Regions from separate parts of the Homo sapiens genome. Here region 1 is linked to region 2. A link is a contact called in ENCODE Hi-C or POLR2A ChIA-PET data. All regions are on one chromosome and are shown on one strand. Each heading gives the region's core, a stretch centred on a gene start or an enhancer-like site at or near the end of the contact. The rest is flanking DNA. Distances are from core to core; before and after follow the strand shown.

The links. A loop is a pair of places that touch in the nucleus more often than their neighbours do. ChIA-PET counts read pairs that join two places held with the same protein, here RNA polymerase II (POLR2A). Pooled maps may share reads with other maps.
Region 1: a map of dorsolateral prefrontal cortex shows a loop between it and region 2 (11-fold over the local background). The contact joins two enhancer-like sites. A Hi-C loop is called at or near these places in 3 of 168 maps with a recorded cell type or tissue (PC-3, dorsolateral prefrontal cortex and posterior cingulate gyrus) and 13 of 50 pooled maps. POLR2A ChIA-PET finds 5 or more read pairs at or near these places in 1 of 52 experiments (Panc1).

What each region holds. Positions count from the first base shown.
Region 1 is chr6:129,132,506-129,138,991 of GRCh38, reverse strand. All of the region lies in intron 4 of LAMA2 (laminin subunit alpha 2), which reads right to left. Among named protein-coding and RNA genes, the nearest start is that of LAMA2, 250 kb to the right of the region's middle. Within about 2 kb of position 4,276, at least 5 of the 41 ENCODE cell types and tissues checked have a DNase peak (open chromatin) inside an H3K27ac peak, as active enhancers do; they include dorsolateral prefrontal cortex, where a contact is called at or near this core.
Region 2 is chr6:129,369,016-129,376,011 of GRCh38, reverse strand. LAMA2 (laminin subunit alpha 2) reads right to left here. Exons shown (of 65, transcript NM_000426.4): 34 at 6,022-6,120. Among named protein-coding and RNA genes, the nearest start is that of ARHGAP18, 340 kb to the left of the region's middle. RefSeq lists an enhancer at 5,012-5,521. Within about 2 kb of position 5,436, at least 4 of the 41 ENCODE cell types and tissues checked have a DNase peak (open chromatin) inside an H3K27ac peak, as active enhancers do; they include dorsolateral prefrontal cortex, where a contact is called at or near this core.

The DNA of each region.
Region 1 (6,486 bases), core at 3,027-5,526, 240 kb after region 2:
TACTCCACTGACTTCCAGGACACACTGTTCTTGTTTTCCTTCTACCGCTTCAGCTACTCCTTCTCAATCCCCTTCAGTGCCAACTTTAATCCTTCCTAACTTTCTCATAATAGAGCACCACAGTGCTCAACCCTTGGCCTTTTCCTCTGCTCTGTCCTCACATACTCATTTAGTAATCCCATTGAAGCTCAGTTTGTACTAAGTGTATTATCATCTTTATGAATTGTCAGTAGCTTTATTATATGTATCAGCATAATTACTGAAAAATAATCTTACCATACCTTATCAGAAAGCTTTCACTGTAATTTAAAGAATCTTATTCAAATCAATGGAATATTGAAATATTTTTAAATGTTATAAAATATGAAAGTACCATGAATATATGAAACAGTAATGCACGGGTAATTCAAATATACTGGATAAATGACAAGAGTTTCATAAGATATAATTTATTATACAGATTAATAAAATCTTTAGACCTTTCAGACTAGACATTTCCTTACCAAGAATCTTCCTGGCCTTAATGAACACATACAGGATTATGGACTCAATCTGTTTCCAGGCATTATTTCCAATTATATCAGGCACAGTTTTTGAAGTATTCTGTCAATTTTCCTTTACTTCATATTTTGTTATTTTCTCCAACCAAGAGTTCTCATTTTTAGGGTTATTTTTATTAATTCTAATACTGCTCATTTGCATATTCAGAAAATTAGGTACTCTGAAGTCTTAAAATATATGCTTACCTTTCAGAGCTTTATCTCTGGCCTTCCTCTTTATATTTCAATATTTCCCATTCATATAGTCAGTCTATCACTCATTCACTCAAATATATGTATTGGATATCTACTAGATGGTCACTGAATCATTTTTACTTTCCTTTCTGTGTCATGGTCTATCTTATCTTTAGGCCCTTTCCTCAAACACCTTTTCTGTGTTCTCACTGCTTGCCATTTACACAGATGTACTTTATATATCTTTAAAATCTCAGCTGTGTTGCCAATTCCATCCTCCCACAAATACCTCCATGGACTGTCTAGGAGCTTCTTCTATAATTTATCCAAACTCCCTTGACTCCCCCTATTTTTATTGCCAATTTACTTGCTTGTGTCTGCTACTAGATTTAAGTTCAATGAGGTTATACATTTTCTTATTTATTGTAAACCCTCAGTGTTTAGCATAATGATTTCAGTACATACTATATTATCAGTAATTATTTGTTGAATGAACATATCAATAGCAGTCCCCAAATACTATAGACTGGACTAGAGCTTCCAATGAATTAGCTCTTTCCTCAATCAAACATTTACAATTTGTGCATTGCATGTATCACTTAAAATTTGTATATATTTTAACTGTATTTTACCTATATTTTTAATTCCATTTATTGACTGTTCATCATAAATTCTAGTATAAATTTATTTATTCTAGTCTAATAAATTATTTTAGAGCTACAATAACTTATTTTTAAAAATATTATATGGGTATCTTCATACGTTTAGGTAAATCAATGAAGGATTATTAAATATACTAGTAGAGCCATTTATATTTTTTAGTATACTAGCAGAGCCATTTATATTTTTATCACAAAAAGAAAAATAATTTTATAAATGGATTTGTCCCTTCAGGTGCCTTAATATTCCTTCTACTCAGAACTGGAAAGTCCTCATTTTCATGCAGCATGTAGGGCACTGAATTAGTTTGGAAGGTCTTTAATAAAGGTCTTTTTTTTTTTTCCTACTGTCACTAGAAATTTACACGACCAAATAGAACAACCACTCTTACATGTCCGATGACTACTGAGTGGCTTGAAAGGTAGTGCTGTAATAATAAAATGTCAAGAACTGTGCACAACCTTCTTTAACTTACCTCTTCCAAGAATACAAGAAATGGCAACTTGAACTGTTCAACAAATATGACTGTATCGTTGACAACTCTACCCCTAAGCTTAGACTTAACAGGTCTTTCCTTCTTAGATAAGAAGGTATTATGCTTTCGATACCTAACACTGTGACCACAGGTCACGGATGGGTGACCTGTAACCCATAATAACTGAATGGAAGATCCTGGTATCCTTCCCACTGGTCATAACGCATAAAAGGAACACTGACCACTAAGTGCCTGAAAATTTTAAAAAGCTGTAAATCATTACTGCTTGATTCCAATTGTCCCTGAACTTAAATTGCCATTCTTCTTTTCTTTAATTTCTTTAGAATTACAGTCCTTGCACTTGTCATTCCTGAATGAAAGCTTTGCCTTCCACAAAATATTTAAACATATTCTTCAGTCAACACAACAGTCTTTAATAAATTTCAGCATAATAAGAAAATCAGTTTTCTTTAAAGATTATTTGCTATTTTATATTTTTATTTTTCTTTTCTGCTAGTGAAACTAGTTAAAAGGTTTGTGCAGCTTTTTTTTTTTTCCTGCTGGTCAAAGAAGAACATGTCTCTTCTCTCCCTTCTCTCTCTCTCTCTGTCTCTCTCTCATGTTGTATCAGAGTTGGCTGTAACATTTTCTTTTTCTACCAATAGCAGATTTCATGTGGCAGTGCTTTCTAACTACTATGGAACTACCAAACACCAGAAGAACTAACTTTTTAAAAATGATCAAAAATAGAAGCAAAGCCTTAGCTGCTTTAGGAGTTCCAATTTTATCAAAGTCTCTATGATTCTTTTTCTTAGAAAGCCTCTGGTGGTCGTCCTGCTTTGTACAACTCAAAGCAACCAACAAAGCATTTACTTCTAAGCCCCTTACTCAAGATGAGCTTAGGTTAGTTTCATCTGAAACATGCCCAGGTGGGTGACCTGTAATCCACAGAATTGAGTGAAAGATCCTGGTATCGTTCCCATTGGGCATGACGTACAAAAGGAACAGTGATTACTAAGTGCCTGAAATTTTCAAAAAAACAAAAAAAATTACTAAATGCAAATTTCCCCCTTCCCTCTCACTTTTTTTTTTCTCTGAAAGGAATTTGACATACAGGAGTTCATTTTACATCTATTTTTAAATGCTTTCAAATAATTTTTAAAAAGTACTCGAAGTTGAAATATTGTATTTATCTTTGTGTTTTTCTTTCTTCAGTTAAAGTATATAATAATTACACAGATAAAAGAAGAGTTGTCAAAATAGAGCTTCTCAATCTCTTTTGGGAGCTTCTCATTTACATTTTATCAAATGCAGACACCACTGTTAAATCTTTGTGCTGTTAAGCTAAGACTATATAGGAATACACAGCTAGGAAAGAATCTAAGAGGAGTAGCTTCAGAGCAAGTCATTAGAGAAAAACACCAGAAGGAAGTTCTCTCACTCTCCTCGAACATTTGCATTGCTCCAAATTTTGTTTTGGGTGTGCCCCAACCAGAGATATCATAAGAGGATAAAATCATTAGTCATGTATTCCAACCTCATTGCTATTTCAGAAATTACAATACACAAGATCTTGTACACAAAAACAATAGTAGTTATTCTTGCAAACTTACTGGATATGAGACACTCTTGCATGTGATCTGTATGTATGAACTCATATAAGATTAACTCATTTAATGGTTACAATGTGTTCGATTCCAGTCTGAATTCACTGAATGTGCCCATCACTACCCACAGAGGAAGGGTTCAATAAGCATTTGTTGGATGAAAAAGAACTGGTCATCTAGGCCCCTTTTGAAGACTTGTAGTGACCGAAAGCTCACCACTAGTGAGAGTCTATTCCATGTACCTTCCCTTCATTCTATCATCTGATTTGGGATTCCATTCCAATCCTGTCTATGACAGACCCAGTATTTTAACTCCATCTCCTCTTTATCGTCCTCCTGTTGCTCTTCTGGAATAGTCTTTACTGTTTGATTTTCTGCAGATCTTGGCTTTTCTTCATGAATTTGTGTTGGATGAATTTGTATTCTATCCATTCTAGGCTTCCTGGGGTAGACTTTTTACCGTGCCCTAGGTCACCATGTAGGACCTGTCATGGGATCCGACGGTGCCCAGGTCCCCTGAGAAGGGGCAGGAGTGAGGCAGATTAGAGTACAAATGTCACTAAGCCAAAGGATAGTTCCAGACCCAATATCACCTCCTGCCATTGATCCATATCAGTAGAGACCCTCCTGGTAAATAGAAGGAAAGCTCTATGCTGACCAAAATCAGAACTGAAACATGCCTAAGAGTTGAGGGCTAAAGCAGGGGTCCCCAACTGCTGGGCCATGGACCAGTACTATCTGTGGCCTGTTAGGAACCAGGCTGCACAGAAGGAGGTGTCTGAGCTCCACCTCCTGTCAGATCAGCAGCTGTGGCATTAGGTTCTCAAAGGAGCACAAGCCCTATTGTAAACTGTGCATGTGAGGGACCTAGCTTGCAGGCTCCTTATGAGACTCTAACTAATGCTTGATGATATGAGGTAAAACAGTTTCATCTGGAAACCCATCCCCACTCCCCATCCCCCCTGTCAATTCCATGGAAAAACTGTCTTCCACAAAACCAATCCCTGGTACCAAAAAGGTTGGGGACTGCTGGGCTAAAGCATTATTCTCCGGAAAAGAACCAACAACTCCTAAAGTCTTACTAACATCTTAATAAATGAAATTGGTTATGATAGGTTTAGTACTTAAGTACTTTAGTAAGTAAAAGCTATTCCCTAGTTTTCAAAAATACGTATGCTTTATGGTAAATTCTACAAAGAAGAAAGTGCTAAAACCTCAAATTATAGGGAGATGAAGAAAATATGTTAATAACAAAAATAAATATGTGAAATAACATGATCTCCCTTAATGTGGAGAGCTGCTAGAGAAAGTTCCGATAGAAAACAAAGTAACTGAGAGTACAATGACCTACATTGGTGAGACGGAACAATCAGTACACTTGAAAGTCAGATAACAGCAGCTCAAAGGAAAACTTAAGCAACATTTTCCTGTTTTGTTTTCAGTCCCCGTGTGGGAACACTTGTTTAAAATAAAAATAAAATCTTGGAGCAGGAGGTCTAAATACAGTGCCAGATCCTGTGTCATTAGATTGGAACAAAACCTAGACAGGAACTTAAAAGAGAAATTCAGTCTCCTTCATTCTCATTCTCTGACTCAAAGGTTCTTCAGAGAAAAGTTGAATTGTGTGTGCGCGTGTGTGTGTGTGTGTTGAATTGTCTCTGTGTGTGTGTGTATTTTACGAGTACACAAATGAAAAGCTGTATAAATACATTAATTTGGATTTTTACTCATATGTATAGAAGCAGCATTTCAGGATAGCTACTAGCAGCCTCCACTGATTTAATGTTCAGAAAGCTTAAAACTCAAGATGTCAGAGACTTTAAATTTATGGAATCATACTAATGCATACAGGAGTTTAAGCAGAGACACAAGCTCTTCAAGACTGAGCATTCCATTGGCTAGCTAATTTCTAATGTTCTTAACATTGTGTGTATGCAAACTGGAGTTCCTAGTGACTGTCACCATCCTCCCACACTCTGACACTTGCCTACCAACTCCCTATTCTCACCTCTCAATATATCAACATTCTCTGAATGTTCCCTTCTTTTGCCACCTTTCCCTCTCCTCTTAGTTTTGCTTTCACATGACTAATTTTTTGGTGTCTCTTTCCATCACTTTACCTAGTCTCCATTCTTCTTTACTTTTGCCCCGTTTAATTTTATTTCATCTGTAGAGTGAAATTGCATATTCACAGTTGGTCAAGTTTCTCCGCATTCAAGTAAAATCATGTGTTCAATTACTCTAAATACAGCCCCTGGCCTAGCTCTGTAAAAGGAAACTGTAGGCCTCTCTGATCTTTTCTCATTGCACAAGGAATTTTAAAAAATTAAATTATTTTGCAGAACAAAATTGTATATTTTCATAAATGATGAGTCTTCACTTCAGTGGGTTTATAAACCTGAGTCTATGTGTACAACTGTAAGGATGTTTGTATGTATATGCTTTTCTAATATTGTCTATCCCCATGTGCCTGATACTTTGTGTGATTGCATGTACGTATGTGTGTTTGTGTGTGTGTTCAGAGAGTTAACCATAGTTTAAGATCAAATTTGTTGGAGACAAATTGCTTGTGTTCAAATTCTGGCTCCTCCACTTACTATCTGTGTGAATTTAGACAATTTACTTAATCTCTCTATACCTCAGTTTTCTCTAACAAAGGTAAATAAAAATAATATCTATCTTATAGTGCTGTTTGGTGGATTAAAAGAAATAATTTATGTAAAATGATTAGAACAATATCTAGCACACAGGAGAAACTATTGTTAGTTGCCATTACCCTTGAAAGAGTTAAAAAAAATGTAAATGACACTGGATCTCTCCATTTAGCAGGATGTGCTCCACCCTTTATAGCAGTTACCTGTTACCAACCTGGACAGCCTGAGACAACATGAATAAGTAAGTTTCCATCCACAATAAAGAGGTGCTTCTGGAAATGCTAAGGTCACTGAACATCAATAGGAGAATGTGCATCAAGGAAAGCAGGACATGTTCTTGGGTTTGCATTCTTATC
Region 2 (6,996 bases), core at 4,187-6,686:
GTTGGATAAGGCTTACAAAGAGTCACCATAGAAGGAAACTGAATTTGATGAAGGATGAAAGAGGGAGTAGAGTGAAGGGCAACCTGCTAATTTCTCTTTGGGAGACTGGGCATATACTGGCGGATAAAACACTGAGATGTTCTACACAGGAGAAATAATGGGCTTTAAGAGGAAATGATGAGTTTAGTTTGAGATGTCCAATCCATAGTAAGGCACATAGGACCAAAGCATGAGAATGAAGTCAGCCTTGAAAATATAGATTTATGAATTAACAGCTTGTACATGGCAATTGAAGACCAAAGAAAGTGTTATACAGTGAGGGAAAACATGGACTGAGGCCTAGTCCCCAAGGAACACCGACTTTGAAGGGATGATGAGAGGAAGAGCCTTAGAATGAAAGGTTGGAGAATTAAGAGAAAAACAGAGAGAGGACAGTATGTTAAGAAGGAAGGAAAGATCAAAGCTGCAGAGATTTCAAGTAAAATTAATAAGTATCCAGTGGATTTAGTTACCAGATTGTCATTGGTTATCTTATAAAAACAGTTTCAGTAGTGGGCTGGGAGTGAAAATCCAGGCAGCAGTGGAGTGAGAAATAAATACAGACTTGTCTCCAAGTCTTTAAAAAATTTTGGCTCTGAAAAAAGAAAGGAGCTAAGGACAATAGCTATAGAGGTAAGTAGAGTCATCATCAAAAAGCATCTTAATATTTCACACATACTGTAGGGCAGTTTGAATATGTTAAACATGATTCTCATATGTGAGGAACTTGGGTTCTTCCAGTGAGTAAAATAAAATGGCAACAAATCAAAATGCATTGAAAGAGATATATGATTATGTAATTTTTTTACTTTATATTTATACATGAATTAAAATATATCAAAATACATTTTAAATATGAGTTCTTGGGTGGAATAATGTCTTCTTTACCCAGGGATATTAGGGAATTAGATTTCTCCATTTAAAAACAATGAGTATAAAATATAAAAGCCCTTAAAGAAGAGAGGGTAGCTCCTACAGCAGTCATGCAGGATCAACCTTGACATGTGCTCTTAAATCTAAAGACTGTATCAAGTGACTGGTGAGCCAACCAAGCAGAGAAAAAGGAGCATAACAAAGATTGGCAGTAGTGCTGGGCATGGTGGCTCACGCCTGTAATCCCAGCACTTTGGGAGGCTGAGGCGGGTGGATCACCCGAGGTCAGGGGTTCGAGACCAGCCTGGCCAACATGATGAAACCCTGTCTCTACTTAAAAAAAAAAAAAAAAAAATTAGCTGGGCATGGTAGCAGGTGCCTGCAATCCCAGCTACTTGGGAGGCTGAAGCAGGAGAATTGCTTGAACCTAGGAGGTGGAGGTTGCAGTGAGCTGAGTTCACACCATTGTACTCCAGCCTGGACAACAAGGGTGAAACTCTGTTTAAAAAAAAAAAAAAAAGATTGGCAGTACCAATTAAGGCATTTTCCAGAGGGAAGAGAGTCTTAGCTATTAGGTAACTACAGGATCACAGTAATTCTTTATCAGTATAATCTGGGGAGTTCTTGAATATCCCAGTGGTCTGACTCTACCCCAGACCAACTGCATCACAACCTATGGGTGTGAGATAGGGCTCCTGGTAATTCCAATGTGCAGTCCTAGTCTAGAGCACTGTCTCCTCTAATGTAGTCATGGGTAATTGGAAGTTGTGGCCACTGCATTTCTCATACCCTGGTCACAACTGCAGGATCATTCATGACTCTGAGATAGAGGCATTAGCGTGCTTAGCCTGATTTTGGATAATGAAACCATCTAACTCTCTAATTATAATTCCATCTGTATTAATTCACCTTTTGATTGTCATGCAGCTTGACCACAGGGAAAGAGAGAATTGGTCATGTTGACTTGAGTATTTATGGTCTGCATGGAAGATATATTTGTAATTATAAATATGGTAGGAAAAAAGTAATTAATGAGTATTTACATTTCCTCCCCCTTCTCAACCCATCAAAGTGATCTTTGCTTTCAGTAGTCCTATTTCTGCGCCTTTTATGTTACTGAATCTGAAGAATGGGCAGATAAAAATAGTATTAGAGTATGAAAAGGGCATAAAAGAGTAACTTTACAGTGGAAAAATCTGGCAAACACTATGTTAGTCAGGTGATCAGGGTCAATATCCACAGTAATAAGTCATATTGGTCACATGGGTTCTTGATGTGATGAAAATGGTACTTTACCTCTGAAGTTTTTCCCACAAAAACTCATAATTCCATTCTAATCATGAGAAAGATATGAGGCAAACCCCAATTGAGGGACAGCTTACCAAACACATGAACCTGTCCAAACTCTCAAAGTCATCAGAAACACTGTTACAGTATTTTTGACAGTGTCGTCACAGTCTAGAGGAACCCTAAGAAGACACAATGGCTAAATGTAATGTAGTATCCTGCATGGGATCCTGAAACAGTAAAAAAACATTCAGTAAACACTGAAAAAATATGAATACAGTCTTGGGTTAATGGTAATATTTCAATATTATTAGCTCATGTATATGAGCTAATATGTATATGACACATGTATATAACATGTATATGACACATGTACCATGCTAATGTAAGATGTTAACAATGGGGAGACTGGGAATGGAGTATGTGAAGGCTCTTGGTACTCTCTTTGCAAGTTTTTTGAAATCTAAAACTACTGTAAAGTAAAAAGTTTATTTTAAAATAGTATTGGAATTAACTAAAAATGGATTATAGACCTAAGTGTAAAATGCAAAACTGTAACGCTCCTAGAAGATAGCATAGGAGAAAATCTAGATGACCGTGGATATGGCAATGAGTCTTTAGATACAACACCAAAGGCTCAACAAGGAGAAACCTAATTGATAAGCTGGGCTTCGTTACAATTAAAAACTTCTGCTCTGTGAAAGACACTTCTCAAGAGAACAAGACAAGCCACAGAGGGGAAGCAAATAATGGCAAAAGACATATCTGATAAAGGACTATTACCCAAAATATACAAAAAACTCTGAATTCGACAAGAAAACAACCCAATGAAAAAATGGAAAAAGACCTAAATAGACACCTTACCAAAGAAGATATACAGATGGCAAATAAGCATATGAAAAGATGCTCGACATCATATGTCATTAAGGAATTGCAAACTAAAACAAGAATGAGATACCATACACACTTATTAGAATGACAAAATCCAAACACTAAAAACACCAAATGCTATTGAGGATGTGGAGCAACAGAAACTCTCATTTATTGCCGGTGGGAATGCAAAATAGAAAAGACCATTTGGAATACATTTTGGTAATTTCTTTCAAAACTAAATATACTCTTACCATACCATCCAGCAATCATGCTCCTTTATATTCACCCAAATAGGTTGAAAACTTAAGTCCACACAAAAGTCTGCACAAAGATGTTTACAGCAACTTGATTCATGCTGCCAAAATTTGGAAGCAACCAAGATGTCCTTCAGTAGGGGAATGAATAAGTAAACAGTGATATGTCTAAACAATGAAATATTATTCAACACTACAAAGAAATGAGCTATAAAGTCATGAAAAAATATGGAGAAACCTTAAGTGTATATTACCAAGGGAAAGAAGCTAATATGAAAAAGTACCACACTGTATGATTCCAGCTATATATTCCAAAAAAGGCAAAACTATGGATGTAGTAAAAATATGAGTGGTTGCCAGGGGTCAAGGAAGAGGGAGGTATGAATAGGTGAAGCATAGAGGAGTTTTCGGGCAGTAAAACTTTTCTATATTTTACAACAACGGTGGACACATGTCATAATGCATTTTTCCAAACCCATAGAATGTACAATACCAAGAGGGAACCCTAATGTAAACTATGGACTTTGGGTGATGAGGAGGTGTCAACTTAGGTTTATCGACTATAATAAATGTACCATTCTGGTGGGGAAGGTTGTGGGGGCAGGGAGTAGATATGAGAACACTCTGAACTTTACACTCAATTTTTCTTTGAACTTTAAGCTGTTCTAAAAAATAAAGTCTGTTTAAAAAACATAGCATGAGACAATCTGCTGGAAAGGGTAAAGAGTATAGGTTGAGACATAATAAAGATCTGACACTCTTAATGAAATACTTCTTGTGGCCAGGTGCGGTGGCTCATGCCTGTAATCCCAGCATTTTGGGAGGCCAAGGCAGGCGAATCACAAGGTCAGGAGTTCAAGACCAGCCTGACGAACATGGTGAAACCCGTCTCTACTAAAAATACAAAAAAAATTAGCCAGGTGTGGTGGCACACACCTGTAATCCCAGCTACTTGGGAGGCTGAGGCAGGAAAATCACTTGAACCCGGGAGGCGGAGGTTGCAGTGAGCCAAGATCGCACCACTGCACTCCAGCCTCGGCGACAGAGCAAGACTCTGTCTCAAAAAAAAAAAAAAAAAGAAATACTTTTTGTGTCTCTAACGTCAGATCATTAGACTATACTAAGCCAATGAGGGCAAGGACTGCGCAGTTTTGCTCACACTTCTATCCCCAGTGTCATAATTCCTAGAACATGAGAGACTCCCAAAAAGTATTAGTTAAGTGAATGAATGAATGAAATGCCATTTATTACATGAAATTTTTTCTAATTACCCCTAAGCAGATGAAATTATTCTATTATTAAATATTTCTCCAGAATTTCTTCCGACTTTATTTTATTTCATGTTTTATTATATACCTGCATGCAGTTGTCTAATATGGTCCTCCATACACTTAAATGCTGATGTACACACACACACACACACACACACACACACACATCTCAAAGTTCTTTGAAGACAGATTGAGCCTCATTCATATTTTTCATCTGCCAACACGTAACTTAGGCTTTGTATGTTATGAACATTTATGTGTGCTTGTTAAATTGATTTATTCTACCATGACCTGTTAGAAAATTCTTATTTATAACAAATATGAATTATTTCATATTAAATTAATATGAGATAAATGCACTCAATTTAATCTAATGTCTACATACATTTGGCAAGAAACTCCGTGTTGTATCTGTACATTCTATATTGTTGCTATGAGATTCTGAAAAAGTGTTTAGTATGCTATTGTAACATCAGGGCCGTTGTTTAGCATTATGTGCTCAGAAGCCTATTTGATTTTCCTGTGGATATTTTCCTAAACCGACAGCAGGCTATGTAGAAAAAGTACTGGGCCAGTGGGAATCTTGAGACTGGGTCCAGCTTAAGTCCCTGAGTTTAGCAAATTGTATGGCCATTGTTAATTCGTTTCACTGTCATGGCCCGAGGCAGCTCTTCTTTAAAATACAAAGTGGACTCGATAATCCCCAGGAACCTTCTAGCTCCAATACTCTTTATCATTTAAAGCTCTTAGATAATCAAATTAAATCCGTACTTTGCAGCCCCGTTTCTAGCTTCATGCATATTTCTGGCCACAAGATGGCGGGCTTTATGTTGTTTTCTTCATTCTCTAACTGCAAAAAGTTTTTAATACCATCGCAGTTTTGAAAATTTAAAATTTCCAATTCTTTAAAAAGCCTGATAAATGCAACATGGACTTTACATTCTGACTTTAAAAAGTGTCTTAAGCACTTTGGAGTCTCACAATAGAGAAGATTTCCTCTTTTGTGTGGAAAGACTGATTTACACTGTATTTCTATACTAATGCAAAAATCCCACGATGAGATGAAAGAGACCACAAGCATTTTCATTTGTTTTTCTTTCTCTTTACACAATCAAAGATAGTGCTTTTGGAAATCAGAACAGATACAAACTTTACCACGGAGGCTACTGAATAAAGTTCTCAAAATACACTGTCATTCTGGACTTTTTAGCCATTGACAATTTCCAGGTATCCCCAATTTTTCTGCGTGCTACTGATTTCTATGATTTGATTTGAAGCAGAATTAGCAAGTCAGAATACATCTATTTTATATACCAAATTGGGAATTAGGAAGAAGGTGATTTGCATTTCAGAACTTTGAAGTAATTTTCCTTCATTGACATAATCTATCTGCTTTCAGAAGATTCATAATTTTGCCACCTTACCCTGGTCAGCAGCTCGTTCATTTCGGTCACGAGTGTATTCAGATTGCCCTCTGCCAGCTGAATAAGCCTCTCTGGGGCCCGCTGAGGTGACAGCAAGTGCTGAAAAAGATTCCATCCCATAAACATTTTTAGTAAATGGCCTTGCAGTGATAGTGTTCGACAGAACACATTTTTGTATATAAAAGGAACTTAGCCTTCTCACCTTCAAAGAAAAGATAAGGAAACTATTTCAACTGGGCACTTACACATTGAGTGTCATGCCAAATATTCAGGCAAATAATAAAAATTGCAGTGACTTATTGAGAAATTACTATGTGCCAGGCTTTTTATGTTTTGTTTTTTCATTTAATTTTCACAACAGCTCTATGGGGGGTAAGCATTATTCCATTTCATGAAAGAGCAAACTGTCTTGAAGACAGTTAAAAATGTGCACGAGATCACACAGTCAGTAAGGGGTAGAGTTAAGATAAACTCCTTGCCTGGCCCATTTAAGGCTCCCATTCCAATTAACAGAGACACAGATCACAGGTAAAAAAGAGAACGGCAGGCCTTAACATAGAGACCTGGCTAGGCGCTAACTAACTGGCCTGTCCTCGGTGTTGCTAGGAACTGGCCTAACAGCAGGGCCATATTTTTTTCCTATGGAACATAAATAATCTCATAGGACACTAAATTAGACAAGGTCACTCTGAACCAGTGATGAATGAAACAGAAAAAAAGAGACTACCCTGTAATGTCTAAGCGCAGACAAAACCATAGCGGGTTTTGTGTAGACCACAAAACTACCCCAACCTCCCATTTCCTGGCTAATATGAATGAACACTGCCTCCTTATTAATCATAGCTTTATCCTCCCTCTGTTCTTCCTTCCCTCTAGATAGGATTCACAAAATACTCACAGAATTACTCCCACTTCTGAATAGCACCCAGTTGAGTGCTAACCTTAAGTTATCTAGCACAGCCTCAAATACTAGAA